Regions from separate parts of the Mus musculus genome. Here all the other regions are linked to region 2. The links are chromatin loops, found by intact Hi-C in ENCODE. Cell type or tissue: heart. All regions are shown on one strand.

Region 1 (8,000 bases), 94 kb before region 2:
TACTAGCGTGGTGTCAGGGTGTGGCCTGCATCCCCAGATGAATTAATTACTAGGATAGATCCTGGCCAGGGTAGGGTGTCATGTTCCAAGCTGGACCCCTCCTCTCCTATAATCCCTGAATGGGTCTCGTGGGTCCCTGTTGCCCAAGCCTGTCCCATCAGCTGAGGACAATCTCTCCCCTTGTTTCCCACAGGTCCTGGGGCTCAGGGCCAGATCCTGGCCATCTCCTCCCCCTCTCTGTGACTCTGGTGCGATTACCCTGTCTGCTCAGGGTGCTCTTGTCTGGGCCCACCTCCTGGCTCCAGTCCTTTTCCCATTCCACTCTGCCCCATATAGACGTGTCTGTCAACACGTCCCCAAATAACTGGTGATGACAGAAGGGCTGCAGCACTCTGGGCACATCAGCGACTTCTGAGTTTGGGGTCCTCAAGTTTGGCAGCCTCTTGAACATGTTTGGCTTGGGTGACTTGCTGCAGTTGTAGGTCTGGCGCCTTAGAATATCCCTCCAACCACCCTACAGTCTGTCCCTCACCTGCTTCAAGGCTGAGCCCAACTGGCCCTATTCAGGGATCCAGCACACCCTGAGAAAATAGCAGCCACTGTGCCAGCTTCTTGAGGTTGCTGTGAGGAGTGTCCAAGCCACTGTCAACAGTGGTAAATACCTTGCCTAGGCTGGCCTTCTCTTACTTTGAAAGGCCCTATGACTTTACCCAGCTACCCAACACATCCAGGGACTTTGTTCCTGAGGGGGCCAATTATAGCCAGTCCTGTCTGCTGCCTAGTTCCCCCTGCGCCTGGGAAGTCAAGGGGTATGGTCACAGGCTGCTGGACCCATGGTCATCTTTGGGGACTACTGTCCTTCTCACTGATGGTCTAAACCTTAAAGTGGAGTGATCCTTGCTTCTGCTTATATTATTCTGATTTTGGGAGGCGACATGTTGGTTTTTGTTTTCTGTCTCCCTATGGGTACTGGCCTGTGACCGAGAGCAATCCCCAGGAGCTGAGCCCAGGCACAAATAACAAAAGAGCAGATTTATTGAGGCAGCAGTGGTTGGGGGAGTGGGGACCCTAGGGCAGGGTGCAGGCCTCCTGAGGCCTGGAGCTGCAGGCCCTTCCAGGCACTGGACACTTAGGACTGTGGGAGCAGGCAGCAGATCAGCTTGTGTTCAGCCAGCAGCCGGCCTCCTCCACCTCCTTGGTCACCACCAATAGCACCTCGCACAGGCCTTGGGCCAAGGCAGCTGCCAGGAAGGTCCTGAGGGGGAGAGTGGAAGACTGAGGTCTCAGCAGTCCAGGCGGGTCCATCTCCTTGCAGGGCAGTTCCAGTGTTGGCCCCAGCCTGTCACTCTCTTTACCACTCACCTGACTCCATCCTCGTCCCCCAGGGCTTCAGGGGCCCGGAGCTTTGAGTCCAGATTATAGTAGATGCCATCTACCTGTCGCAGGGCCACCCAGTGTCGGCGGCGCAGTGGCAGGGACAGCAGCCCCAGCGACACAGGAGAGGGTAGGTTCAAGATCAGGCCTAGTACCTGGGGCAGGGCCAGCTGGGACAGGGGTCTGGGGAGGGGAGGGATATAGCATGAGGCCCCAGAGTCACTGAGGTCTGGGTTGCGGGCCACAGAGGCACTTGGATCCTGCTTCCTTCTCCAGAATGAGCGTCTATTCACTCACTGACCCATTACCCTCTTATCTGTCAACTCCAGCTTTGGTTTGTTTAGGCAGGGTCTCGGGTATCCCAGATGTGCACCACTACAGCAGTTGATGGAGTGCTGGGGATGGAATCCTGGCCTCATATGTGACGGGGAAGCCTTCTGCCAATGGAACCCCAGAACCTCAACTTTTTGTTGTTTGCCCTTTTGACCCAGGCTCTCCATATGCAGTCCAGGCTGGCTTCCCGCTTAGTCCTGCCTTGGGCCAACAAGATGGCTCCACTACTCTTGACTAACTTCTGTCTTTCCCACCTTAATCGTAAGTTACTCATTTGGCTACCCTTTGGACTGGTACCAAGTTTATAAGTTCAGCCCATCGTTCAGTCAGACCCCATCTGCCATAGCCTCCCTGGCTCCCTTCAAGCCACCCTCTGTGTCATCCCACACGCCCAGAGGCAGTGCAGCCCACAGCCTAGGCCCTACCTCCTCCTGTCCCACCACACAGCGGCCAGGCCCAGGCCCTGCAGGGCAGCCATGATCACGTTGACATCATAGTTGCCGGTGCCCAAGAGACTGCGATGGGGGTTCAGCCGGGAATCTGGGGCTAGCCTGGGAAGGAGGGGGCAGAGCCAAGGTTTGAAATCCTGGAAAGGCCTCCACCTTCCCACATGATAGGAGAGGCCCAGAGCCTGGCCTTTGACGCGTCTCTCTTCAACCCCCACACAGTTTATCATCCTCACGTCCTGTTCTCCCTCCACCCCTGAGCCCTGTACTCTTAGACTGGCTAAGGCTTTATCTTTTCCCACTCAGAAACCCTTCCCAGCCTCTAGTCTCTCCCTCTAGCCTACCTTCAACTTCCAGGAGCCTGAGTTGCCCTGCTCCCTTCCTACTTCCACTTCTCCCGTGACTCCCAAGTGCTCTGGACAAAGTCCCTGCCCCTCCATTCTTCCCACTCGTCACGGTCTCTCTCCAGACCAGCTTCAGATGTCATTTCTTCTGGGAGAGGAGCCTTCAGACCCAAGACTGTGCTCAGAGTCCCTGGGTGATAGTCACATTCATGCCGCCATATCTGAATACAGAGTGCCCCTTTCTTTTGGGAACACCCTGCCCTACCCTGCTCAGAGGCATCCCTAGTGCCCTATCATCCCAGGACAGACGCCCACCTCCTCCAGTGGCAAGCAGGCCCTGCATAGCCTCAGCACCAGCTCTTAGCAGCCACCCATCCCAGATGTCCCTGTGCCCAAGCCTTCCCTCTAGCTCTCCCCAGCTCTGTGGCCCTGCTCCTCTGTAGGCCTGGACCCTTGGCGAGCAGTGTCAAGAGGGAGCCACTCATGTCTGCAGCTCTCCCAGCCTTCTCCCCCTTGTGACATCTGCCTCAGCTCGAGCTGCTCAGCATGTCCCTGGAGAAAGAGCTGGAGAAAGAGAGATGCGTATGTTCTAAGTAAGTCTGAAGTTTACAGATGAGGGCTGCCTGTGGATCTGGGCAAGGACTACAGGCTGGGGTGTCTATGTGCCCATAGAAGCACCCTGCAGCCTAGAGGTGGGAATGGGGAGAGAGATTCAAGAAAGTTTCTTACAAAAGTGATGGTTGAAATTGTGAGGCGCAAACAAAGGGACCAAGAAGGGGAAAAAAATGCCTTGTGTAACATGGGAACAGCCTGTTGGAGGCCTAGGAGTACATCGAAGGATGAAGCTGCAGAAAGGTAGGCAAGGACCCGAGCACACAAGGCCTTGAGTTCAGCCTGAAGGCCCGGGGCTAGTCCCTAGGAGTTCTGGGGAACCAAAGAGGGATAGAAGCAGAGGAGGGGGCAAGCAGCTGTGGGGCTGTGTGTAGGACGACCAGGAGAAGAAAAACAGACAGCTGGGAGGTTGTGACAGAGGCTCAGATAAGAGAGGTTGAGGCCAAAGCTGGGGCTGAGGCTGTGAGAAGCAGCAGGTGGGAGGGCAGGCAACAGCTCCTGGATCGGAGCCTTGGCCCTGCTAGGGTCCCAGGAAGGCTCCCGTGCCTCTCTGAGCCCTGCTCTTCCAGGGCGGGGAACAATGGCAGTCACCTCTTGCAGATTTCGTCGGCAGCCTCCTGGCTAAAGAGCTGCTCTTGAAGGACGTTGTTGAGAGCATGGACAGCACACAGCTCTAGCCGCTGCCGCTCATGATACACTGAGGGTGGACTCGGCCTTGCTTCCGGAGCCTGAGACATGCCCTCCTCAGCTCCTGCTGCGGGGTGGGACAAGGAGGTGTTAGGCACCTAGGATCTTGCTCATTCGGTTCTCTAGATTCCTGGGTCCCTGGGCAATGGACATTGAGATGGGCACTGGGGCTAGCTTAGGAGGCCGTGAGGCCCTGACCCTATTTCCCAGGCTGTCTCCAGAGCACAGAGACACCTTTTGAGCCCAGTCCTGGGAGTGGGGGGAGTAGAGGCTCTCATCTGCTCACCTGGCAATAGAGACCCACCCCCACTACATGTCTCCAAGCAAAAGGGTCCTGATCATCATCACCTAGCAATGGACTACCACCCCTTCTGTCCCTAGGAAACAATACCTTTTTAGTTCCCAAGCAACAGAACAACCCCACCCTCTGGGTATCCTGGTCCGTTTTCTGATCACCTAGCAATGGAGGACTCCTCCTTTCCCGTCTCTGGGTAACAGGGTCTCTTCTGGTCGCCTAGCAACGAAAGACTTCCCCTCCTCAATAACCAGGGTTCTCGCCTCCCTTCACCTGGCAACGAGGCCCTCTACCAGTTACTAAGCAACAGGAGCCCCCACCTTTTCCTGTCACCTGGCAACCAGGCACACTCCCACCCGCCTTTGCTTGTCGCCCGCCTGGCCCTCACCCCGCCGGCCTTTCTGCTCCCCGGGACCGACCGCTTTCGCATTCCCTAGGCAGCGACCGGGTGGTAGCACGCTGACTGAGCAGGCGAAAGGGACTACAGCTCCCGGCGACTTGCGCGCGCCGAACTGCGATTCCCGAAGGCCTCCGTAGGGCGTCTAAATAGGACGCGCAGTCCGGAAGTCCTCCGGGGCTGCTCTGCCGCGTGGGACTACAACTCCCATCGGACAAAGCAGCCAGTTCTCGTTCTCTCCCAGGGCTCACTGCTGCCTAGAGGTTTCTGGGAGTTGTGGTAACGAGTGATCTCGCGATAGCTTTCAGGGGGCTGGTTTGTGTATGAGCTCGCACGCTGCTGCTATGGCGTCATACTCAGTGTGTAGCTGAAGCGTGACGACATAGAGGTGGGGACAAGGAACCAAAGAGGCCAAAGAGAACAGTGGGCTGAACTCTGATGTTTACTGGGACCCATAGTTGTCAATATGACAGTAAGGGTAGTAGGGGAGGAGACTCAGCAGAGGTGGATCCCAGGTCTGGAGGTGAGCTGACAGCAGCCTGTGGGGAGAATGAAAAACTAGGATGACAACACAGACACATGCAGGTGGCCATGGTGGACGTGGGTTTTGGAAAAGGTAATGTGGTACAAGTCAAGGAGGATACTCAGAAAGAGATGTGGCATGTGGATGTAGAGACCTAGAGGGGGACCCAGATGCTGAGAGAAAGCGGGGCGGGGAAAGAGAGGCTCATAGAGCCTGGGAGTGAGAACTAAGAATGAGAAAAGACAGAAAACTGGGGTTGGGACACCCAACATGTGAGCTCTGCCGAGCACAAACGCCAAGGGACCCTTGGAGGGGCCTGCCGCACCCAGTAGGCTGTGCCAGAAGGCTGTAACAGTAGCAGAGCCGGTGACAGCGCCAGGCTGGGCTGGGTTCTCTCTGTGGGTGTGCACGGCAAAGCTGCGACCTGAAGGCCCTGGGGGTCCTAGCAGCTCCACATCCACCACGTGCATGTCGGTGAGGCTGCAGCCGGCAGAGAAGTGCAGTCAGTCCACCCGGAGTGTACACAGCTGTGCCACCTACGCCCTGTGCTTACCTAAGGTCAGCCACAAGCACCCCAATGACACGGTCGAAGCCTAGACTGGGGGCAGCCAGGGCAGCAGCTGCCATGGTGTTAGAGTTTCGGGGGGCCAAGGGACAGAGCCCACGCACAGGGCCCTCATAGAGCACTGTGCGGGGCCCACTACTGTGGGCTGCAGCCAGGGGTCCCTCCAGCCGGAAGCCATCAGGATGTGTGGCCATGGTGACTCGAAGGCTCTGGAAGCAATGGCAGGGTCAGGAGATTGAGACTCTTACATGTTCCGTCTGGCAGCCCAGACAGTCCTCACCTGGAGGCCTCCGGCTGCATCCAGTCTGCTGATGTCTTCACTGCCCCATAGGGCCCCTCGGGCCACAAACACAGTGTGGCCCCAGCGCTTTGAAGCCTCCAGGAGCTGCTGCTCTGTGGTCTGGTCAGCCAGAGCTGAGGGGGATCCCACCTTGGGACACGGATGGTAGAGAGAGGCAAGGCCAAGACCCAGATTACTGCTGGAGGGTGGGATGCAGCCAACACAGAGAGGGACTCACTGAGGGGCAAGGAGGCTCACCAGGAGGTTTGCATGGCGAAGGATTTGTGCCCCAGATTCATGGATTATTTTGGGGTGGGCCACTTCTACCACAAGGTCAGGGTGCCTAGGAAGAGAGACATGGAGGGGGAGGGCCTTGGAGAAGAGTCAGGTCTCCTGTCTCCCAGGTCCTCAGGGTTTGGAGGGATAGCACTGCTTACCCTGGCTGAGGGAGGGGAGTGGGATAGTGGGTGCATTCTAGTTTCTCTTTATATGCACTGAGACTCAGAAAGGGTCAAAGGGTTGTCTGACACAGGGAGGCAGGAAGCAGCTTTGGGGAGGCTCCTTCTGTGGGGCGCTGACCTTTCCTCAAGGGCAGTGAGGTCTTGGAGCTGCAGGGCAGGGGGCACACTCCCTGCCATCCGTCCAGGGTCACGGTTCCACACAAAAACAAGTTCTAGGCCCAGTTCTGATCCCTGAGCCAGAAGGCGGGACACAAGGGACTGTCCTGCAGAGACAGGAGGGCTAGGGATCCAAGGAAAGGAGAGAGACCCTCCCCTCCTAAGTCAGGGAGATTGGGGGTGGGGGGGGGTCAGGGACCTAGAGACAGAATACAGTCAGAAGCCCAGAGAGGAGAGGCAGACAGACACACAGACAGAATACATAGAAACCTAGAAAGGAGAGACAGAGATGCCCCACATACACAGAGACACATACACACAGAGACAGAGACACAAAGACCCAGACACACACACAGAGATGAGAGCAAGAAGAAAGACAGACAGAAGATGGGAGAGAGAAGAGGGGAAGGTGGGGGGGGGGAGAGACAGAGACAGACAGACCTTGGAGACCCAGAGAAAGGACAGAGACCTAGAGAGAGGCAGATACCCAGAGATAAACACTCTCTCAGAGGGAGAGACACAGAGAGACAGAGGGAGGCCCAGTGAGTGGGCAGAAGGCAGGCTGGGCTGGCAGGCTGGGGTGAAAGATAGATGGAAGCAAATGTTTCTGGAACATTAGGAACAGGGCATAGAAAGAGACCCCAGGCCAGGTCTTACTCACCCAGGCGGCCATAGCCCACCACCCCCACCTTGTAAGGAACTTGAGGGAGCGTACTGGTGGCCATGGTCTTTAACAAGGTACCCTGCTGTGGGGGATCTGCTGTGCTTGCTGGCCCCTGTACCAGGCCTGACAGTGAATGAACTTTGGACTTTGACCCCTGACTCTCTCCACTGAGGGAGGGAACAGGATGGGGAGGGTGTCCTTTTCCAGCCCTCTGCCCTCCTGCTGGCTGGCATGGTGGCTTGGAAGCTAGGCCTTGCATGGCCCTATGTGCCCACTACCCCACGGCCTCCTGAGCAGCCCACATTCTCCCATTCCTGCTGAGGTAGAAAATTCCCTTTACAGCCCCCCTCCTCAGTCTGGCCAGCAGGTTGTCATGGAGACTGCATTTTCCTTGGGATGGGGGAAGAACTGGGGACAGGAATTTAGGTCTCCCACCAAGCCCCTTACAAACCTCTTGATCTCCTTTTTTTCCCCCCTCTAAAGTCTAAGTGGAAAGGTCTGGCTGGAATGTATGTGGTCCTGCAGGCCCCACCTGTGTCCTGTCTTTCCCAGTCCTCCGTGCTCCTCAGTCCTGGCTGGAGTCCCCTTCTTCACTCCAGTGTCTGATTGTCCTTGAGCTCACCTTAACTGTCCACCATTCATTCCACCTTGAGGCCACAATCTCCAGCCTCTTTGTATTCTTGGTCCCCTGACCCCCTCCTGTCTCCTTTCCTGTCCATGAAGAAGGGACCTGCATGGCTTGGGGAGTCTCTGAGTGTCCCAGGATGAGCCCAGCCACTGGCTGGCAGGCCTGGCATGGGACATGTCAGGCTGCAGCAGGCCAGCTCCCTGCCCCCATTGCCACCTGGTACAGCCGCATTGTT
Region 2 (8,000 bases):
TGATGGATAAATGATACTGTTTATGAATAAATACTGGAAGAAGAAATGATAGAGTAGTGGGTGAACAAATGAACCAGTTTGGACAAAACTCTTTGTTTTCCTTCTCAAAGTCCCCTGAGGCGTTCTCTCCACCTACCCATTCCTGGTTGCCTAATGAGAATCCCACATGGTGCCACCTAACCCCACCTGAGAAGCCTGTGCTTGAGGTGGGCCAGGATAGGTTCTGGGGTTTAAAGAGATGCTATACAGACTCATACACAGCTCTGCCCATCCCTCCCAGTGTTCAGTAGCTAGAGATAACCCCAAGATAGAGGTCAGCCAAGTAGCCAGGATTTGTGCAGAGGGAAGAAAGCCCTCAAACAGAGCTGCAGCCGGCACTGCTGCAGGTCTGACATCATCTGTGGAACTGGAGGAAAGTGCTGACTCGGGAATGTGGGTCCTGGGCTTGTGGCCAAGGGTTGCTGATGGCCTGACAGAGGTGGCAGGAGTGGCGGAGGGAAGTAATTGGCAGCTGGACAGAGGGGGCAGCCAGGGAACAGAGACACACAGAGCAATAGAGACAAAGAGAGGGAGGAGGAGAGAGGAGATACAGGGAGAGATGTGTCAGGTAGAGTTGTACAAGACACACAGAAAGGGGCAGCGCTGCACAGCATGGTAAAGATGCAGAAAGTTGGGTGTGAAGTTTGGTGAGTCAAACTCAGAGATGAACGTAGGAGAGGCCCAGGAGGCTCCTCCCCTCCCTGAGGAGTTGTTGTTTCACTATAGTAAATAAACTACACTCATAAGCACACAAGCAATTCTAACTAAACTCAGTGGGTTAAAAATAAAAAGCTGGACATTGGTGGCACACACCTTTAATCCCAGCACTTGAGGGGCAGAGGCAGGTGGATATCTGTGAGTTCAGGGCCAGTCTGCTCTACAGAAAGAGTTCCAAGACAGCCAGGGCAACACAGAGAAATCCTCTCTCGAAAAATGAAAAATGAAAAAATAAAAGTGTGGGGGCAGGGGCGGGGTGGGGGTGGGGCGGGGAGGATGTTGGGAAGAAGAGTTCCAGAGGATTGGGAAGGAAATAAGAGAGGTGAATGGGAGGCAGAGAGGACAACAGTGATGGAGAGACACCCTGAGGAAGCAAGAGACAGCAGGCAGGGGTTGAGGAGGTTCTGAGAGCATGAGTAGAATCAGAATACAATATACACATATGTGAATTGCCAAATAATAAATGAAACATATGTATCTGTGTCTATCTATCTATCTATCTATCTATCTATCTATCTATCTATCTATTTTCAAGAAGTTAGGTTGTGTTCCAGAGAGAGAAAAGAGAACTGAATTTGGAGAACTGATAGTTGTTCCAGCTACTTTTCTATTGCTGTTGATAAAATGCTGTTACCAAAAGCAAGGAAGGAAAGAGTTTCTTTGGATTACACTTCCAAGGCACAGTCCCTTAGTGAGGGAAGCCAAGGTGGGAACCTGAAGGCAGGAACCGTGGATGAAAGTTGCTTTCTAGCTTGCTAGCAGACCCATGCTTCTGCTTAGTTACCTAGGGAATGGTACCACCCACCACGGGCTAGGTCTTGCAACAGCCATTAACAATTCACAGTATGAGTTTCTCAAATAAGACTTCTCTCAGATGGCAGTAAGCTGTGTGGAGTTGACAGTAAAGCTAACCAGGAGAGAGAACTTTCACTGCGCCATTTTCACTGGTCAGAGATGAGAAACTGATCTCAGAGGTCATCAGTGTAGTGGTTTGAATGAGATGTTCACCGTGGTTTGGGCATTTACTATTTGATGCCTAGTTGTGGCCCTGCTTGGGGAGTTTAGGTGCAGGAAGTGTGTCTCTGGGGTCAGGCTTTGAGAGTTAATAGGCTTGAGCAATCCCCAGTTTGCTCTCTCATTCCTGATAGCAGTTAAAATGTGAGCCTTCAGCCTTCCGTTACCTCCTGCCACAATTCCCTGACACTACTGAGTCTTATCCATCTGGAATTATATGGCCAAGTAAATCTTTTCTAAGTTGCTATGGCCACTTAAAAAAGATTTTAATTTTTTTAATTGTATGTATATGAGTACACCGGTATGTCAGACACACCAGAAGAGGGTATCAGATCTGATTACAGATGGTTGTGAGTCACCATGTCGTTGGTGGAAATTGAACTCATGACCTCTGGAAGAGTAGTCAGCGCTCTTAACCACTGAGCCATCTCCCCAGCTCGGTCAAAGTGTTTTATCACAGCAACAGAAACTAAGACTGCGGGGCTGGTGAGATGGCTCAGTGGGTAAGAGCACCTGACTGCTCTTCCAAAGGTCCAGAGTTCAAATCCTAGCAACCACATGGTGGCTCACAACCATCCGTAACGAGATCTGACTCCCTCTTCTGGAGTCTAGTTGACAGCTACAATGTACTTACATATAATAAATAAATAAATCTTAAAAAAAAAAAAAAGAAAAAAAAAAGCCTTCCAGGCTGCCCTGTCTTGCAGGCTGCCCTGTCTTGTCTGAGCCTGTATTCTCTTCTTCTACATACTATAGTCTCACAAGGAATAGGAGGGGTAAGGTCCACTGGGCTGGGGTTGCATTGTTAGACACAAGAGATACACTCATTCATTCATTCATTCATTCATTCACTCATTCAATGCATATGTCTCTGGGCAGTGAAAGTGAGGGCTTAGGTGTTCCTGTGACCATGGCAGTCAAAAATGCTCCTTGTCCTACAGAGATGGAACTGGAAAAGATGGCTGAATGAGAGAAAGGGAAGGTCCAGGGACAGGGTCCCTGTCTTACTTTCTTTGTCCCCAGTTGAGTTTGCCACAGGGACCTTGCCTCCCCATCATTAAGTCTCTCTGCTTCACCTGGGCTCAGCCTGGTTCCAGGGAGTCTTCCTAACACACAGCAGAGTAGTTGCATTGTGTACACAGGACTCATGTTCAAATCCCCGAACCCCATGTATGCTGGCGCCCACCCAGGATTGTGTGCATTGGAGGATGTACACATACCCAGAAGAAATGTTGGAAATCATGGTTACAGAAGACTGAATGAGACCATTGAAGTGTATGAGCTTTTTAAGTGGCCAGTAACAGCCAGGCATAGCGGGGCACAACTTTAATTTCAGCACTAAGGAAGCAGAGGGGGCCAACTGTATGTAGGCCAGCCTGGTCTGCATAGTAAGTTCAAGGGGGGTGGGGTGGGGGTGCGGGTACATAGTGAGCACTGTGTTGAAAAAACACTAAAAACCAATCCCCCTCCCCAAAGCAAAACAACCAATCAAAACCAGCTAAATTGATCAAAGTTTAGGTTTCTCAATTTCTAACAAAAAATTGAGAGCTTCAGGCACAGCTGGATCCAGCCAGGCGGTCTTTCCTTCATCTTTGCCTTCTGGCAAGTTCCGAATCTACAAGGTAACACCGTGGCGACGCCTGCCCTTAAAGAAAGAGAAAGAGACTCCTAGCTGTGCTCCAGAATCGGGACTGATTTGTAAATTAGCTCAGAAAGCCACAGTGACAACAAAGACCACCTGGGAAGGGAGCTTGGGGACTCTATTGTCAGAAGGGGCGTGGTGACACATTCCTAACATTTCTGACTCTGGAAGGCAAGGGCCTGCCTGGATAAGGGACTGAGTTCAAGACCAGACCGGGATACATAGGCAGTTATTAAGAGGGAGAAACAGGCTACAAAAAGTGAGCCTGTGGATGCATAGACGAGACAGCTAAAGGGTTTTACAGCCTCCTCGCCTCACAGGTCCGAACTCACAAAGGATAGTCTACCCGGCACCTGCCTGCAGAAAGCCCCCAAGCCTGGCACCCAATGACACTTTTCTCACGTTCAGGAATAAGAGCCCCAGCCTTGCTCTCACATTGGGCACCATGGTAACCAGACCCTGCCTACCGTCCCCTCCCCCCTAGAGAACTCAGTTTCTGTTTGTCTCCAGGAGTCTAGCCGGTGCTGAGCAGAGGGCAAGTGGGCTCAGAGAGGGGAAGAGAGAAGGGCGAGGTGGTGGGAGTGGAAGCTGAAGCAGCTATGGAAGAGAGACTGAGGAATGGGCCTGGGAGAAGGGGAACGGGAAATAGGGAGGCTCAGAGAGGGTGACAAGATTGGTGAAGGACTGCAATGAGGAGGGGGCAATCCAGGGGGCTGGGGAGGTGCTGGGGAAGCTGATGGAGAAAAAGACCAGGGAGGTGGGACAGAGGGCAGAGACTTCTGGGAGAAATGTGGAGGACAACTGGGAAAGGGGGTTTAGAGGGAGGCAGACAGAGAATTGTGAAAACCGGGGACAGGGATGGTTCAGGAGGGCTGAAGAAAGAGAAGCCATGAGACAGGAAGAGATGGAGACGGAAGTAGAGTTGCAGGGAAACAGGAGGTGGGGCGCACACCGAGTCCCGGAGGTTAGGGGAAAGCGTGTGTCCTTGTGGTCTCAGCCTTCCAGTTCCGTGTTTGTCCCTCGTGGTTTCAAAGAGCAAGAAGCAGAAGTCCAGGAAAAGAGCTGCGCTGTGTGGCCCAGTGCGAGCATCTCGCCCCATCTTTCTGGACTTCCCCAGACCCGCTTCTCCAGGATGCAGCCAGAGGTGGAGCCTTTAATCTCCCCCAACCTGGGCGCCCCTGGCTCACACAGGGAGACAGGTGAGCAGGTCTGGGGGCCGGCGAACCGGCATTCCCACACTGTTGGTCCTCGAGCCTAGAACTACATTTCCCAGGAGCCCCTGCCTTTCTCTGGCTGATACTCTGGGTACAGAACTGCATTGCCCTTGGGGGTTCTGCAAGTCTCTGGCCAGTGTGGGAAGCCTCAAACCACATCTCTCAGAAGCTGTTGCAGTCCCCCTGCTAATAATTCTCTGAGCTCATACTACTTTTCCCAAGAGGCTCCCTTGCCAATATTCTGAAATCAAAACTACATTTCCCAGAAGGCCTTGCAGATCTCTAGCAAAGACTCTGCGGGTCCCTGGTCAGTATTCTGGGTCCAGAACTACATTTCCCACCAGCCTCTGCAGTTACCGGGCTCATTAATAATCTTTTAACAAGAAGTGCTGCAGCTATCTGAACGTAACTTCTGGGCCCCAAACTACATATCCCATGAGACACTTGCAGTTCCCTAGCCAACACTCAGATTTAGAACTCTGTTCCCCTCACCCTCTGCAGTTCCCTGGCACATACCCTCGGTTTACAAAGAATTTACCATGAAATGCTGCAGTGTCGTTCCCCCCTCCTCCGCCCCCCGCTAATATTTCTGGGCCCAGAACTGCAGTTCCCATGAACCTCCTGGGCTTCAACAACGCTTCTGAGTCTATTTTCCCTAGATACCTTCACTCCTTGGTCTTGCACAGTAGTTCAACGTCTTCCTGTCCTCAATCCCTGGTTCTTATTTTCAGATAGCCCCACCTCCAACCCAGATGCAGAACTAAACCCTAGGTGCCAATCTTCCACCACAGCCCCACTCAGAGCCCCGACCCCACCCCCCAGCCCTGTCTTACTTTCTTTGCCCATAGTTGAGTTTGCCACAGGGACTTTGCCTCCCCATCATTAAGTCTTTCTGCTTCACCTGGGCACAACCTGGTTCCAGGGAGTCTTCCTAACACGCAGCTAGACTATAGCTGTCTCTTGCTCACGTCAGCCCCAGGCTTGCAGCCCTTTCCAGCACAGCTCACTTCCCAAATGCTGAGTTGATGTCATCCCAAGAAGATTCTGCATGGCTGTAAGTAACAGAAATGTGAACTCTGTAAAAGTAGAAATGGCATTTGTTCTATACAAAAAGTACAGAGAGATTAAAGTCAGGGACACCACTAGGGAGCCAGTTTCTTTCATCTCTCAGAGTTTTGATTTGAGACACATTTCCTTGGCATAGCACATAACTTTGGCTTGCTATTACCTCACGGTCACAAAGCAGCTACTACAATTCCAACCATTCTCTCCAGAAGTCTTCATTCTGAGGGCTCCCTAGATGTCTTCTCCTGCCACTTCAGCTGCAAACACTAAGCTGCCCACTTGGCCGACCGAGTAAGAGGAAACAAGATGACCTTATTCTTCTGCACAGGGGTTTCCAGCTCTAGCCGAGGCCCATTTAACAAGAAGCTTTACCACTGGGGCTCAGGCGGTCCTAGTTTTTTGGATGCTTACCTGGTGGAGATAATGAACCGGAGCTGGAACATTTCGGTATAAGCCTAATGACTATTTCTGAGTACCTGGGAAGAGAACTATAAACCTCAAGACCCCATGTGGTCACCTTCCTCCACCTAGACCCTCACCTCCACAACAGCCCACCGTCTTCAAAACTGGGTATCATTCGTTCAAATGTGAACCAGTAGGGACTTTTCACATCCAAACTACAAAATGTAGCAAACTCCTACAGTCTTTAAGTCTCACTGTAACCTACACCTCCTCAGGGAGGCATTCTGGGATTGCCTGGGGGGAGAATTTCCTCTGCCATTCTAAACTGGGAGTTCTCAGGACAGAGTGGCTATTAGTCATTTGGCTAATAATCTTTTTAAGTTTTCCGGTGAAAGGGTGTTCTCCATTGTCCTCCAAGACACACAGGAAGCACAGAGATGCTATTGAGGAGTGAAATTCTTTTTTTTTTTTTTTTTTTTTTTTGGTTTTTCGAGACAGGGTTTCTCTGTATAGCCCTGGTTGTCTTGGAACTCACTCTGTAGACCAGGCTGGCCTCGAACTCAGAAATCCACCTGCCTCTGCCTCTCAAGTGCTGGGATTAAAGGCGTGTGCCACCACCGCTGAGTGAGGAGTGAAATTCTTGCATCAAGTGAATTAGTAAATACTTTATTTTCCCCCAGTTTTGGGATCAAACCTAAAGATTTGTGGTGTCAGACAGGGGCTCTAACACTGACATGATCCTAGTCCTTCACGGGTGGATTCTAGGCAGGTGCTCTACCACTGAGCCACACTCCACCTTCTCACTGGGTATTGTGGTTTGAATAAGAGTAGCTTCTAGAAGCTCATGTATTTGACTGCTTTGTCACTAAGGAGTGGATCTGGTCTTGTTGAAGGATCTATGTCTCTAGGGCTGGGATTGAAGTTTCAAAAGCCCATGCCAGCCTTTCCCCTCTCTCAGCTTGTGGATCAGCGACTACTCCAGTGCCGTGTGTGCTATCATGTGCCCTGACATGATAATGGACTAAGCCTCTGAAGTTTTGAGGGAGACCCCAGTTAAAGTGGCTGTGGTCATCTCATACCTTCACAGCCACAGAACAGTGTGGTCACGGCATGCCTTCACAGCCGTAGAGCAGCGACTAAGACAGAAGTTGGTACCAGGAAGCAGGATATTGCTGAAACAGGCCTATTCATGCTACTTATTGGTGTAATGTAGACTTTGGGATGTCGGATTTAGAAAAGCAGTTGAACGCTTGAAGAGGGGCTTAATGGGCCATTCAAGAAGGAGCATTAAAGAGATGCTGAGGGCAAGTTGAACTGTGGGGGCCCAGCTCCAGAAGTTTTAGAGGGAAGTAAATGCTCTAGAGACTGTTTATGGTGGTTTGAATAATAACGGCCCATATTGGCTCATATATGAATGCTTAGTCATCAAGGAGGGGCACTACTTCTAAGGATTAGGGGGTATGGTCTTATTGGAGTGGGTGTGGCCTTGGAGTAGGTGTGGCCTTGTTGTAGGATGTTTGTCGTTAGGGGTGGGCTCTGAGGGTTCATAAACCTAAGCCAGTCCCAGAGGCCTTTTCTCTTCCTGCAGATTCACAAGTAGACTTCTCAGTTCCTTCTTTAGCACCACATCTACCTGTGTGCCTTCATGCTCCCTGCCATTATGACAATGCACTAAATCTCTGGGTTGGAAGCCAGCCCCAGTTAAATATTTTCCTTTACAAGAGCTAACATGATCATGGTGTCTCTTCACAGCAATAGAACACTGTTGATTAAGACAACTTTCTTATGTTATTTTGACAAAGAATGTGGTGTCTTTTTGCCCGTGTCCCAAATATCTGCCTGAGACTAAATTGAAGAGTTTTTTAGATTAATAATGGCATTGATAGAATCATGTGGTTATTAGTATC
Region 3 (8,000 bases), 700 kb after region 2:
CTTGGGCCCCTGTGCTTCCTTGATGTTCTCAGCATGATTGATACCTTCGCATCTCAGGGGCTTGGTCATTACTGTTCCCTCTGCCTGGGACACCTTTGCTACCACCCTGCCCATGTCATCCCTCCAATCACCTTCTCTGAACCGTGCATTCTCTTCTTGTCTCTGCCCTTCTCACACTGCGTGCAAGCACTTATCGGTGTTCAATGTCCTTCGTGGGTATTTTAATTTATTTTTATTCAGAATAAAATTTTATTCAAGTCTGTCTCTAACAACTTGAGTGTCAGCTCTGACGAGGGAAGATGTTCAGCTACTTAGCCCTCTGCCCCTCCAATAGAAAGAACAAGGACTGTGTCTCCCAGAGGATTTGCGAGGTCCGGGACCTTTCCTACCTGGTCAACCACTGAATTTACCGTACTGATCTGGTGTCTGGTGTATGCGAAGGGATGATATACTGGGTTCTCTGTGTTTCAGTGGGGTGGAGAGGGGGAGCCACAGGCTTCCTTAGGGACGCCCAGCTCTTCTTCCTGCCTCAGCAAGCCCCAGGCCTCTCCAACACCCTCCAGTATCTGCAAAGCCCACCTGAGTGGGAAATGCGTTTGCTCTGCTCATCAGGAGGGACACCCTGTATTTATATCATATTTTAGCATTTTCAATTGTGTGTGTGTGTGTGTGTGAGAGAGAGAGAGAGAGAGAGAGAGAGAGACAGACAGACAGACAGACAGACAGAGACAGAGAGAGTGAGAGGGACAAAGAGAGGGAGACAGGGAGAGGGAGGAGAGGGAGACAGAGAGAGGAGGACAGGGAGAGGGAGAGGGAGAGGGAGAGGGAGAGGGAGAGGGAGAGGGAGAGGGAGAGGGAGAGGGAGAGGGAGAGGGAGAGGGAGAGGGAGAGGGAGAGGGAGAGGGAGAGGGAGAGGGAGAACTATGAGTGCCTTCAGAGGCCACAAGAGGGCATTAGATCTCTTGGAGCTGGAGTTACAGGATGTTGTCAAGCAGCCTAACTCAGGTCCCCTGCAAGGGCAGTGTTAGCGTTTTTTGTCTATAAAACACAACAGGCAGTACTTGCTCTCAGTGGATAAGCTACCTCTCCAGCCCCTATTTTATATAGTCTATGAACTCACACAGGAAGGAGTTCTTTAAAGTTTTAAAAACACACCCAGTGTCGGTAGGATTCACAATTCTTGGTGAGAGGTTTAAGCCCTTGCACCTGTTCTCAGCATTACCAGGTCTTCCACTCTCTCTAGCTCAGATCCTCAACTGGTGTGGTCTTAGTTTTAGTCTCCATGGCCGCTCCCACAGAGCTCTTGGTGTTTTGAGACAGCGTCTCCTCCTTACCATGTACCTTAAATTCATGATCCTTCTGCTTCTACCTCCCCTGTGCTGGGATTTAGGGCTGCGTGTACCAGCACACCCCATTTATGCAGCACTGAGGATGGAGACCAGAGCTTTGTACATGCTAAGCAAGCAATCTACCCACTGAGCTACATGCCCAGTCTAGCCTTGTCTGCCTTGAGTCTTTCCAGGCAGGCCCTGTTCCCAGCTAAGGCAGCATTCTGACTTCTGCACCAAGAGCAATGCTTCCCCACAGGGACAGGTGCCTCTTGTCGGGGACTGAGGCCCACTGCCATCCTACCAGACACCACGCCCCTCTCTCTTGCCTTTCCTGGCCTCAGTCTTACTCAGCTCCTGGGTCTTGGTTCAAACATCACCTCCGCATTCTATGACGCACCACACCGTGCTGGGCGCCCCACCTCTAGGATCCCTTCTGAAGTCTCACAATGGCAACAGTGGCATGTAACCCTTTGGTCCTGACTTGTCAGTGCCTGCACCCTCTTCCTTCACCAGAGGGAGAGCCCACTGAGGGCAGGGACCAGCGCTGAGTCAGGTCTTTCCTCACTAGCCTAGGCTGAGAGGTGTTAGGAAATGCCCGCAACCGTGATTCTTATCCTCCCCTCCCGGGAGAGTTCAGGGCTTGCTTCTGCATCTCAACACCTGCCCCTCACACTCTCTCCTCTGTCACTTGTCCTGTCCTCCACTCTCGGATTCTAGGCTAGTCATTCCCTCTTCCAGGAATGCTTTCCAGCGGTCAGCCAAGTACCACCTCAATTTACACGGTTCTCTGCTGGGATGGGGCTGTCTCCTTTAGGCCACCCCTTTTCCGCTTAAATGGACAGGACACATCCTTACCGACACCTGTCAGTATCGAACTGTTGCAGTACATTACAGCTGTGTGTTCCTTCTTTTTATTTCTTTTCCTCTCTCTCCTTCTCTGGCCTCCATCTTCCCAGCCCCTTTCTTCTTCCTCTCCAGCCTTTAGGCTCTGTCCTGAGCAGTTTCTGCAGTTTAGCTGCGTTACCGGGTCTCATGCTCAGAGTCTGTGCAAGGCAAGGAAGGACACATCATCTTTATGAAAACTCAGAGGTTTCAGGCTTCTCTAGATCCAGTGCTGTCTGGGCCTGGGCTGGATACCCAGTTTTGGTGCGCAGATGTGGTCACAGCGCCCCCTTGTGTTCAAATGTGAACACAGCCCCTTTCTCACACAAGAGGCTCAGTAGCAGGGCAGAGTCCCTGGAGATATTCCAGAAATGAGAGGTGCCCTGCTGTGCATGCATTTGGAAGCAGGTCCTCTGGATTCCAGTTTAAGAACCTAGAGTCCCTGCTCCCTCCCTGAGTCACAGTTATGTGAGTCTCGGCAAGTTACTTCACTGGGTTGCATGTTCATCTAGCATAAGTATTAAACAAGCATTACTCTCCTATCACTGCACTAGCCGGGATGGAACACCCTCTTGGTACGGGTCCAGTCCCACAAGAGAAAAGCTTGGAGTTGTACAATCTGCCTAGAGAGTCTTCAGTCACACCCTTACCGCCCCCAGCCCCTCCTCTGTTCCCCCATCCCTGTCCATAGCTACTTCTCTGTCACAGCAGTTGTTGGATAGACCCGGAATAGAGACTGGCCTTCACTGTTAGAATAAAATTCAAGTCTTGACTCCACACACCTGGTCCAGCTTCAGATGCCTGGAAGAGATCAAGGTTATTCCTATACCCTAGTTGCTGAATTGGCGGTTCCCTCCTCCAGGGGGAACTCCCTCCCCCATACTTTTGAGATTTGTTCCCCTAGCTTTATGTGGGTCGCTGCTCAAAGGCCACCTCCCCAGAGGCCTTTCCTTCATGGCTCCCTCTACTCTATTTTTGACAAGCAAACCTTTGTGCTGGGGATGTAGCTCAGAGATAGATTGTCTAGGATCCCCCTGTGAGGGGCTGAGGGTGTGGCTTGGCATGTTAGGTCCTTAATTCAATCTTCAGCGTTGAAAAAAGGGGAAAAAAACTTCTTCAAAACTGACCATATAATCAGTCACAAGACAGGCCTCAACAGACACAAGAAGACTGAAATAATCCCATGCATCCTATTAGATCACCACGGACCAAGGCTGCTCTTTAATAGCAACAAAAAACAACAGAAAGCCCACACACACATGGAAGCTGAACAGCGCTGTACTCAATGGTAACTTGGTCAAGGAAGAAATAAAGAAATAAATTAAAGACTTTAGAATTTAATGAAAACGAAGGCACAACATACCCAAACTTATGGGACATAGGAAAACTCATAGCTCTGAGTGCCTCCAAAAAGAAACTGGAGAGAGCATACACTAGCAGCTTGACAGCACATCTGAAAGCTCTAGAATAAAAAGAAGCAAATGCACCCAAGAGGAGGAGAGGGCAGAAAGTAATCCAACTCAGGACTGAAATCAACCAAGTAGAAACAAAAAGGGCTATACAAAGAATCAACAAAACCAGGAGCTGGTTCTTTGAGGAAAATCAACAAGATAGATAAACCCTTATCCACACTAACTAGAGGGCACAGAGACAGCATCCTAATTAACAAGATCAGAAATGAAAAGGGAGACATAACAATAGAACTTGAGGAAATCCAAAACACCATCAGATCCTACTACAAAAGGCTATAATCAACAAAACTGGAAAACCTGGATGAAATGGACAATTTTCTAGACAGATACCAAATACCAGAATCAGGATCAGATAAACCATCTAAACAGTCCCATAACCCCTAAAGCAGTCATTAAAAGTCTCCCAACCAAAAAAAGCCCAGGACCAAATGGGTTCAGTGCAGAATTCTATCAGACTTTCAAAGAAGACCTAATACCAGTACTCTTCAAACTATTCCACAAAATAGAAACAGAAGGAACACTGCCCAATTCATTCTATGAAGCCACAGTTACACTGTGCATTCTCCCTTGGAGATGGAATGGTTTCTGTCTAATCAGGAACTTGTCACAATTCCCTTTCATAGAGGACTTCATGAGAGATTTTTTTTTTCTACTTCTATCATGTTTAATGTTCCAAGTAGATTTTAAAAACTGGTTGAGTGCATATTACTTTTAGCTTCAGAAGAATTCATGTATATTTAAGAGGCATTTAACTATTATAAATTATTTCGATGACTTAAAAATGTCAATACTGAGCTGTATATTTTTAAGTAAATTTTTAAAAAAAGGAAAAAGCGACAGTCACAATCACTCGTTATTTGTTTGCAATGGCCCTCCCTCCGCCCCCACCCCAGACTGAAAATTTGTGGAGGGGCTCCTGTCTCTGCCCACTGCAGCTTCCTGGCACTTGCAGGAGGACCAGACAAAAAGATGTCCAATATTTGCTGAATGAATATTTGACCTGGTGCTTTATAAGCCTAGGGGGACCTGATGGCGGCAGGGCATCCACCTTTGCTTTTTAACTTATCTTAATTTGGTAAATAGAGACCTATGGAGTCACTTCCAAGAGGACAGGGCCACAGAGGCTAAGGAGCACCCTTTGCCCAATGTTGGGGGAATGATCCAGGGAAGTTTTTAGTACTTTTGAGGAACCCTCTTCTTGGGAAGGTTCTTCAGCCTCTCAACTTCTTAATATGGCAAGGCAGCACCCAGAAGCCTGGAGCCCCCTGGTGGCCAATCCCCAGTATACAGAGCCAAGCTGGACATGGACTTGGATAACTGGACTCTCATCTCCCAAGATAGGGGTGAAGGCAAGACAGTTCCATTTTCACAGGAGGAAATGGCACCTTAGAGAGGTTAAGGCAGAGACTCAGCACAAGTTCTGTCTCCAGAGTCCAAGCTTGGGGTGCCCTCCTCACTCACAACAGATACCAGGACTGGGCAAGGCAGTCACCCTATTATAGATAGGACTGGTGACAGGCCCTGTGGTCCCTTGAAGTTGCCATGGGGAAGAAATGAGAAGGTAGATATAAGCACTCCAAAGCAAAGATGAAGTCCCCTTGAAAGCAACGTGTGTGATGAAGACCCGTATGTGGACACTCTTACTTTCATTTCCTATTGCTGCGATAAAACACCAGACCAAAAACATCTTTCGAGAAAAAGTTTTATTTCAACTTACATTTTAGGTCACACTCCATTACTGAGGGAAGTCAGCAGGAACTGAGGCAGAGGCCATGAGGGAACACTACTACTGACTGGCTTACTCAGCCTGCTTTCTTATAGTATCCAGGATCACCTGCCTAGGGACTGGACCGCCCACAGTGGGCTGAGCCCTTCCACATCAATCATCAATCAGAAAATGCCCCACAAGCTTGCCTGTAGGCCAATCTTATGGAAGCATTTTCTCAGATGACCCCAGCCTGTGTAAAGTTGACAAAACAAAACCAAAAAATGGCCAGCCAGGACACTAACTCAACAACCATGTGAAAACTACAAATTTGGTTCAGAACCTATCAGCTCAGCAGACCACTGGCTTCCAAAGACCCACAAGCTAAGAAAGTCATCAGATAGTTCCTCAGACTGACAGAAGGGATTTCAGCTTTGCTATAACCTGTCTACCTGCAGTTCACACCGACATACTTGACCAATGTCTTGATTAATGACTTTCTATTGTCCTAGGGCTGTAAACGTTTGTGTAACTGCTCCCACGGCAGTTTCCCAGGCAACCTCAATTCACATACCCGCCCATGGAAGGTCCCAACTGGTTCAGAACAAACTTTCTCCAGTTCCCGTAGGTGCGAGAGCTGTGCCTGGATGAGACGGGTATAGTGACGATTGTGAATATTCCTAGTACGCATGTGACTTTGTTTACCTGACTTGGGAAAACAGAAAAGGAGGGCCAGGGCTCTCTGAGCCCACAGAGGTGTGCGGGAATGCATGGGTGTTGGTCCCTTCTCTCTTAGAGCTGGTAGCTGTGCCTAGAGCGCCCTATACTTCAAGGTTCATGTTGCTCTACAGGGCCCATCCTTCCATGGGGTACAGGTAGGACACGGGGCTCAGGTTGCAGGGCACTGGACACTTTAAATAATCTGCAGGGCTCAAGCGACTCTGCAGGGTACAGCCACTCCACACGGAAACAGGTCAGTCCCAAGGTGCCGTGCACTGAAGGGAAATCACTTCACAGTGTATAGATTACTCCACAGTTGCAGGGCAGTGGGGTACAATCACTTCCCCGGACACAGGGCAATGTAGAGTGCAGAGCTCAGGTCACTCCGCCACGGGGCTCAGGTCACACTGCGATACACAGGTGGCTCCTGCCCGGTCCCCTCCATTCCCAAGGCTCAGGTCCCTCTGCGATACACAGGTGGCTCCTGCCCGGTCCTCTCCATTCCCGGGGCTCAGGTCACACTGCGATACACAGGTGGCTCCTGCCCGGTCCCCTCCATTGCCGCATGGGTTGGCTTTATCTTTCGGTTGCTTGCAGGTGCAGGGTCCTGCTGGGGCCACAGGGTCACTGGTGACTAGGCTTGGGTTCCCAGGCTGTGGAGGCTCAACTTGCAGCACACGGCGGCCCTTGCCGATGGCCAGGCGCGGCAGGCCTCGGTTGAGGCCATCCAGGAGGGCACAGGCCTGGCAGAGCTTGTGGCTGGCCAGGGCTCCGCAGCGGGAGCAGGTGCCTGGAGGAGGGGGCTTTGCTGCCGGAGCCAGAGCTAGGCGCTCTGCCGAGTGCACGAGGTCCAGCACGGCTGATGGTCTGGCCGCCTCCAGGAGCTTAAGCAGGTCCCGGGCATGACCACGGAAGGCCTCAGGGGCATACACGCACTCCTCGGAAAAGTAGCGGAGATGGCGGAAGTGCGCATACAGCACCACCTCCTTCTGCGAGGCAAACTGCAGAGGCCGGCACCTGGGAAGTGCGCACCCCTCGCCCGTGGAGCCCAGCACCCCACCCCTCGCCAGCCTCCCAGCATCACCACGCAGGAAGTTCATGAGCACCGTCTCAGCCATGTCGTCAGCGTTGTGGCCTGCGGGAGAAAGAGCTCAGGTCAGGTGAAGGATTAGGACAAAGAAGAGAAGGTAAAAAGTCCCAGCTCATTTCCTGGTTTGAAAAGTTACCGAAATCCACCAATCCCTGAGCCTGAAAACCCAGCACTCTGACTTGAAATGTCACCAATCCCCACCTTGGAAATCTTCACCCTGTAAACTCTTCCATGTTAAATACTCTAAGCCGGTCCCCTGCTCAGTACTCCATGGCTTCTCACTGCAGCAGAGGCAGCCACCTTCTTGTGTCACTTTCAATCAATCTCTTGTGCGAGATTTGTTGTATGGTGTGACTCTGTGATATTCCTTGGCTCCTGACTGCCAAGATACCTTTCCCCCTCAGAGCTGTGTCACCGCACTCATAGCCTGCTGTTGCTCTTGCCAATGGCCAGACTCAGTAGGCCCCAGCTGAGGCGTGTGTACAAGCCTGGTATTTACACGAGGAGGGGGGCCCCAAGAAGCCCTGGACAACAGGAAAAGTGGAGAAGAGGCCGGGAACCCCTGGAGCAGATGAGAGGACCCGGTAGATCCTCCCTAAGGAGAAAATGTAAAAGGGACCATAGAGACACTGGGGCCTGGGAGAGTGGAGGTGGGCGTTGGAACGAACACTCAGAACCCAGAGATAAAAAGGAGGGACAGTGGAAGTTCTCAGCACCATAAAGGGGGGGGGGGGAGTGGAGACCCCAGCCCACCCCACTATCTTGCACTTCCTGGCACACTACTCTTCCACACCCACACC

Evidence for each region. A loop is a pair of places that touch in the nucleus more often than their neighbours do. Peaks named below come from ENCODE experiments on the same cell type or tissue, not always from the same donor. Only the 100,000 strongest peaks of a DNase experiment are listed, where the experiment ranks them.
Region 1: a loop joins it to region 2, with 4 times the contacts of the local background. A loop is called at or near these places in 15 of 42 quality-filtered maps.
Region 3: a loop joins it to region 2, with 5 times the contacts of the local background. A loop is called at or near these places in 2 of 42 quality-filtered maps.

Annotation. Positions count from the first base shown.
Region 1 is chr7:44,464,670-44,472,669 of GRCm38, reverse strand. It overlaps Aspdh (aspartate dehydrogenase domain containing), which reads right to left and starts at 7,235. Exons shown (of 7, transcript NM_026690.1): 1 at 7,135-7,235; 2 at 6,436-6,580; 3 at 6,115-6,199; 4 at 5,857-6,006; 5 at 5,565-5,785; 6 at 5,337-5,491; 7 at 4,919-5,027. The coding sequence starts at 7,198. The coding sequence ends at 4,984. It overlaps Josd2 (Josephin domain containing 2), which reads right to left and starts at 4,690. Exons shown (of 5, transcript NM_001205071.1): 1 at 4,480-4,690; 2 at 3,701-3,863; 3 at 2,133-2,258; 4 at 1,363-1,557; 5 at 1,012-1,255. The coding sequence starts at 3,846. The coding sequence ends at 1,156. It overlaps Mir7052 (microRNA 7052), which reads right to left and starts at 2,323; the gene lies at 2,259-2,323. In heart, a CTCF peak has its summit at 4,617; DNase peaks (open chromatin) are centred at 179, 1,389, 4,699, 5,719 and 2 weaker places; H3K4me3 peaks cover 5,024 bases; H3K27ac peaks cover 7,780 bases; H3K27me3 peaks cover 274 bases.
Region 2 is chr7:44,370,934-44,378,933 of GRCm38, reverse strand. 1700008O03Rik (RIKEN cDNA 1700008O03 gene) reads left to right here and starts at 3,904. Exons shown (of 6, transcript NM_027049.1): 1 at 3,904-3,947; 2 at 4,410-4,611. The coding sequence starts at 4,545. It overlaps Gm39001 (a long non-coding RNA gene), which reads right to left and starts at 4,437. Exons shown (of 2, transcript XR_882056.2): 1 at 4,365-4,437; 2 at 3,031-3,410. In heart, no CTCF peak of the experiment used is centred here; DNase peaks (open chromatin) are centred at 443, 3,903 and 4,963; H3K4me3 peaks cover 2,048 bases; H3K27ac peaks cover 1,965 bases; H3K27me3 peaks cover 359 bases.
Region 3 is chr7:43,675,672-43,683,671 of GRCm38, reverse strand. It overlaps Ctu1 (cytosolic thiouridylase subunit 1), which reads right to left. Exons shown (of 3, transcript NM_145582.1): 3 at 5,374-7,245. The coding sequence ends at 6,491. It also overlaps a transcript of Klk14 not described here. Among named protein-coding and RNA genes, the nearest start is that of Ctu1, 7.6 kb to the right of the region's middle. In heart, CTCF peaks have their summits at 965 (motif pointing right), 2,523 (motif pointing left) and 4,967 (motif pointing left); DNase peaks (open chromatin) are centred at 2,511 and 4,961.